2 separate regions of the Homo sapiens genome follow, and region 2 is linked to region 1. A link is an interaction called in ENCODE POLR2A ChIA-PET data of the cell type or tissue named here. Cell type or tissue: OCI-LY7. All regions are shown on one strand. Each heading gives the region's core, and the rest is flanking DNA. Links, peaks and the distances in the headings are about the cores only.

Evidence for each region. ChIA-PET counts read pairs that join two places held together with the same protein. Peaks named below come from ENCODE experiments on the same cell type or tissue, not always from the same donor. Only the 100,000 strongest peaks of a DNase experiment are listed, where the experiment ranks them.
Region 2: POLR2A ChIA-PET joins it to region 1 with 12 read pairs; 8 of 35 experiments call an interaction of 5 or more read pairs at or near these places.

What each region holds. Positions count from the first base shown.
Region 1 is chr1:39,961,750-39,964,665 of GRCh38, forward strand. The region is part of intron 3 of MFSD2A (MFSD2 lysolipid transporter A, lysophospholipid); the gene reads left to right. It also overlaps the pseudogene RPS2P12. Among named protein-coding and RNA genes, the nearest start is that of MFSD2A, 8.1 kb to the left of the region's middle. In OCI-LY7, for the core only: no CTCF peak of the experiment used is centred there; no DNase peak of the experiment used is centred there.
Region 2 is chr1:39,795,222-39,798,137 of GRCh38, forward strand. No RefSeq gene overlaps it. Among named protein-coding and RNA genes, the nearest start is that of BMP8B, 7.8 kb to the left of the region's middle. In OCI-LY7, for the core only: no CTCF peak of the experiment used is centred there; no DNase peak of the experiment used is centred there.

The DNA.
Region 1 (2,916 bases), core at 88-2,587:
AATACTCCTGCCTCGGCCTCCCAAAGTGCTGGGATTACAGGCGTGAGCCACCATTCCTGGCCAAACCAGAAAGACTTTGATAGTCACTTTGCCTGGAGTTCTCAAGGCCAGTGTGTGAGAGACCAGATGTCAAGCAGGGTCCCATGGGGAGGCTGCAACAGCTGGACCTGAGGTCTCCTTCCCAGCCCAGGGCTTTCTACAGCTCCCCTGGTGTGGCCTGCATTAGTTACGCATGCCAACTCTCCTGCTGAGCTTCCCTGATGTGATCATTATAGCACTTAGTGTCCCAAACACTGTTTGACATTTTAGTATCAACCAAGTCTCAAAGTTACTTCAATCCTGTGAACTAGAGCCAAGGCACCTCCAGTGGCCTTTCAGAAGTTCCATTTCCACTCCCGCCTCATCTCCTAATTCTATCTCCCCGTTCTCTTTACTCGAGCCCTCCTGGCCTTGCCCTTCCTTAGGCCTGATACGCACCTATCTGAAGACCTTTGCACTGACTATTCCCTTTGCCCGGTCCACTCTTGCCTCAGATGTCTAAAAGGCCAACTCCCTCCTCTCATTCAGGCCTTTGGCATGGATGCCACCTTCTCAGTAAGGCCTACCCTGTCCACCCATTTGTGAATTGCACCCTTATTCTAACCTTCTGGAGCCAGCTTTATTTCTTTTCTTCACAGCACTCATCTCCCAACATGTTATATAACCCTTTTGTAAAACTACGGTAAAGTATATGTAACATAAAATTTACCATAACCTTTAAAAAATGTTTACGAGCTTCTTCTCCGAGAAAACACCAAATGGCGGATGACACTGGTGCAGCGGGGGGGCCTGGAGGCCCTGGTGGCCCTGGGATGGGGAACTCTGGTGCCTTCCGCGGAGGTTTCGGCAGTGGCATCCGGGGCCGGGGTCATGGCCGTGGACGGGGCCCGGGCCGAAGCTGCGGAGCTTGCTGAGGCAAGGCCGAGGATAAGGAGTGGATGCCTGTCACCAAGCTGGGCCGCTTGGTGAAGGACATGAAGATCAAGTCCCTGCAGGAGATCTATCTCTTCTCTCTGCCCATTAAGGGATCTGAGATCATTGACTTTTTCCTGGGGGCCTCTCTCAAGGATGAGGTTTTGAAGATTATGCCAGTGCAGAAGCAGACCCGTGCCGGCCAGCGCACCAGGTTCAAGGCGTTTGTTGCTATCGGAGACTACAATGGCCATGTCGGTCTGGGTGTTAAGTGCTCCAAGGAGGTGGCCACCGCCATCCGTGGGGCCATCATCCTGGCCAAGCTCTCCATTGTCCCCGTGCGCAGAGGCTACTGGGGGAACAAGATCAGCAAGCCCCACACCGTCCCTTGCAAGGTGACAGGCCGCTGCGGCTCTGTGCTGGTGCGTCTCATCCCTGCACCCAGGAGCACTGGCATCGTCTCCACACCTGTGCCCAAGAAGCTGCTCATGATGGCTGGTATCGATGACTGCTACACCTCAGCCCGGGGCTGCACTGCCACCCTGGGCAGCTTTGCCAAGGGCACCTTTGATGCCATCTCTAAGACCTACAGCTACCTGACCCCCGACCTCTGGAAGGAGACTGTATTCACCAAGTCTCCCGATCAGGAATTCACTGACCACCTCATCAAGACCCACCAGGCTCCAGCTGTGGCTACAACATAGGGTTTTTATACAAGAGAAGTAAAGTGAATTAAGCCTGTTAAAAAAAAAATGTTTACGAGACAGAGTCTTGCTATGTTGCACAGGCTGGACTCAAACTCCTGGGGAAAAGCAATCCTCTTGCCTCAGTTTCCCAAGTAGCTGGGATAACAGGCATGTGCCACTGCCATTACAGCCATTTTTAAGTGTACAGTTCAGTGGCATTAAATACATTCACTTTGGTTTTTTTGTTTTTGTTTTTGGTACAGTAGGGATACAAACCTGTCGGTTCTCTAATATTTCTTTTTTGGGCAGTGCAGTTTTAACATTCCACATTAAGGATGTAATAATCAAGGAGTTTGTTTGTTTGTTTGAGACAGGGCCTCACTCCGTCACCAGGCTGGAGTGCAGTGGTGCGATCTCGGCTCACTGCAACCTCTGCCTCCCGGGTTCAAGTGATTCTCCCGCTTCAGCCTCCCGAGGAGCTGGGACTACAGGTGTGCGCCACCATGCCTGGTTAATTTTTGTATTTTTAGTAGAGACGGAGGTTTCGCCATGTTGGGCAGGCTGGTCTTGAACTCCTGACCTCAGGTGATCCACTTGACTCAGTCTCCCAAAGTGCTGGGATTACAGGCATGAGCCACTGCGCCTAGCCTAAGTACATTCACTTTGTCGCCACCATCACCACCATCCATCCATTACATCCTTCCAAAGCGAAATTATGCAATATTTATCTTTTTGTGTCTTGCTGATTTTCCTTGGCTTAATGTCTACAAGGTTCATCTATGTTGTAGCATGTGTCAGAATTTTATTCCTTATGAAGGTTGAATGGTATATATAACTTTTAAATTATGTCAACTTTTCTGTTTGCCAACTAGTATGTAAGTTCCACAAGGGCAATGATTTTTTATCTGTTCTCTAGTTATCCTAAGTAATTAGAATAGCGCCCAGCCCATAGCTGGAACTTATGAGGAAATGAGGAAACGAGCTTCAGATAATTTAAATAACTTCCCAAGACTAAGTTTTATAGTTAGTTGGTGGAGCTAGAATGGAATCCCTGAAGAGTGGCTCAAAGGCCTTTCTCTTTACCATGGCCTGTGCTGCCTTGCTATACTGATGCCATGAAGTTAGTCCATCCTGAGGTCTAACCCCTTTTGATGGTGTGGAACTCACATGGGGAAGGCGGACATTTGCCCACCTGGGCCTTCAACTCCTTCACTTGGAGCTGGCCTCTCCCCATCATGCCAGCTTCCCTGTGTGTGAATGGGTGTGTGTGTGTGTGTGA
Region 2 (2,916 bases), core at 254-2,753, 170 kb before region 1:
AAATTAAATTTATTTTGTGATGCACCTGTAATCCCAGCACTGTGGAAGGCTGAGGCAGGAAGATCACTTGAGGTCAGGAGTTCGAGACCAGCCTGGCCAACATGATGACACCCTGTCTCTACTAAAAATACAAAAATTAGTCGGGAAGGGTAGCATGTGCCTGTAGTCCCAGCTACTTGGGAGGCTGAGGCAGGAGAATTGCCTGAACCCGAGAGGCGGAGGTTGCAGTGAGCCAAGATTGCACCACTGCACTCCAGCCTGGGTGACTGAGTGAAACTCTGTCTCAAAAAAAAAAAAAAAAAGTATTTTGTGAACCAAATGAGAATAGATTGGGGGTGGGGCAGGGGTGGGTGTGGAGGGAACCTCAAAGTGAAATTTACACATTGCCAAATCTGAATCAAATCAAAACAATTTTGGTAAAATCTTTGTGAGCAATGCAGAATCCCAGCAACAATTTGTTTAAACACACAGAGTAAGGAGCCTCCTCTCTGACCAGCAGCATACAGGATCTTTCATGGTGTCCTTTCACCCCTAGAGGGTTAACAGAGCAGAAGGTGCACTTAAGTATGCAACCAAGCAGCCCTTCCCTCCATGTAGCCGAGTCCACCCCTCATTGTAGGGGCACCCTTGAAGTTCATGCCTAGGTCAAAGTCCCCACACACAGCCTGGTTCTCAGCCAGCTGCAGCTTCAACTTGTACAACTAGTCTACCAAGGCCTGCAAATCATCCATGAACTGGCCCCAAAACAGCAGGGCCTCCTCCAACTTGTGCTGCCTAAGAAAAGCACACATAGGCCACTGTTTTTAGGGACCCATTTTTTGTTTTCTTTTTCTTTTGAGACAGAGTCTCGCTCTTTTGCCAGGCTGGAGTGCAGTGGCGTGATCTCGGCTCACTGCAACCTCTGCCTCCCAGGTTCAAATGATTCTCCTGCCTCAGCCTCCCGAGTAGCTGGGACTACAGGTGCCTGCCACCACCCTCAGCTAATTTTTTTTTTTTTTTTGTATTTTTAGTAGAGACAGGGTTTCACTGAGTTAGCCAGGATGGTCTCGATCTCCTGACCTTGTGATCTGCCCGCCTTGTAAATGACACTATCAACAGAGTGAAAGGCAACCCACAGAATGGGAGAAAATAGTTGCAAATCATATATCTGATAAGTGATTAATATCCAGAATATATATGTTTATTTTTTTCAGAATATATATTTTAAAACCTCATACAACTCAACAACAATAAAATAAACAACTCAGTTGTAAATAGGCAAAATACTTAAAAAATCCTCCAAAAAAAGATCTACAGATGGCCAATAAGCATATAAAAAGATGTTTAATCTCACTAATTATTAGGGAAATGCAAATGAAATCCACAATGATACCTCTTCATAATCATTAGAATGGCTATTATTTTTTTAAAAAACAGAAAGTAACAAGTGTTGGTGAGAACATGGAGAAATTGGAACCCTTGTGCATTGCTGGTGGGAATGTAAAATAGTGCAGCTGCTGTGGAAAACAGGATGGCAGCTCCTCAAAAAATTAAATATAGGGCCGGGTGCAGTGACTCATGCTTGTAATCCCAGCACTTTGGGAGGCTGAGGTGGTGGATCACCTGAGGTCAGGAGTTCGAAACCAGCCTGGCCAACGTGGCAAAACCCCATCTCTACTAAAAATACAAAAAAATTAGCTGGGCATGGTGGCATATGCCTGTAATCCCAGCTACTTGGGAGGCTGAGGCAAGAGAATCACTTGAACCTGGGAGGCGGTGGTTGCAGTGAGCTGAGATCGTGCCACTGCACTCCAGCCTGGGCGACAGAGTGAGACTCTGTCTCAAAAAAAAATTAAATATAGAATTACTATAAGATCCAGCAGTTTCACCATTGGGTATACTATATATAGATACTTTATAGATTTGCCTTACAAGAATGGAAGGGAGGGAATCAAAAAGAACAAATATTTACACATCCATGTTCATAGCAGCACTTTTGACAGTAGCCAAAAGGTAGAAACAGCCTAAATGTCCATCAACAGATGAATGGATAAATACATATTGTATGGCTATACAAGAGAATATTATTCAGCCTTAAAAAAGAAATGAAAATCTGACACTCACTACAACATGGATGAACCCCGAAGACATTATACTAAATAAAAGAAGCCAGACACAAAAGGACAAATATTGTATGATTCCACTCATGTGAGGTACTTAAAGTAGTTATATTCATAGAGACAGAAAGTATAGAATGGTGGTTGCCAGTGGCTAGAGAAAGGGGAGAATGGGGACTTACTGTTTAATGGATACACAGTTTCAGTTTGGAGAGATGAAAGAGTTCTAGAAATGGACAAGGCGATGGCTGCAGACAATGTGAATGAACTTAATGCCGTGAACTGTACACCCCAAAATAGTTAAAATTGTAATTATATATTTTGCTATAATTTTTTCTGAGACAGAGTCTCACTCTGTCACCCAGGCTGGAGTGCAATCATAGCTTATTGCAGCCTCTATCTCCCAGGCTAAAGCAATCCTCCTGCCTCAGCCTCCTGATGGGACTACAGCTACGCCATCAGGCCTGGCTAATTTTTTTTTTAATTTTATTTTTAGTAGAGATGAGGTCTTACTATGTTGCCCAGGCTGGTCTTGAATTCCTGAGCTCAAGCAATCCTCCTGCCTCAACCTCCCAAAATGCTGAGATGACAGGCGTCAACCACTGTGCTTGACTCATAATTTTTTTAAGTGCTGTAATCCCAGTGCTTTGGAAGGCTGAGGTGGGAGGATCACTTGAGGCCAGGAATTCGAGAACAGCTTGGGCAACATAGCGAAGCTCCATCTCTACAAAAAAAAATATTTTTTTAATTAGCTGGGCATGGTGGGACCTGACTGTAGGGAGGCTGAGCTGGGAGGATCGCTTGAACCCAGGAGTTCAAG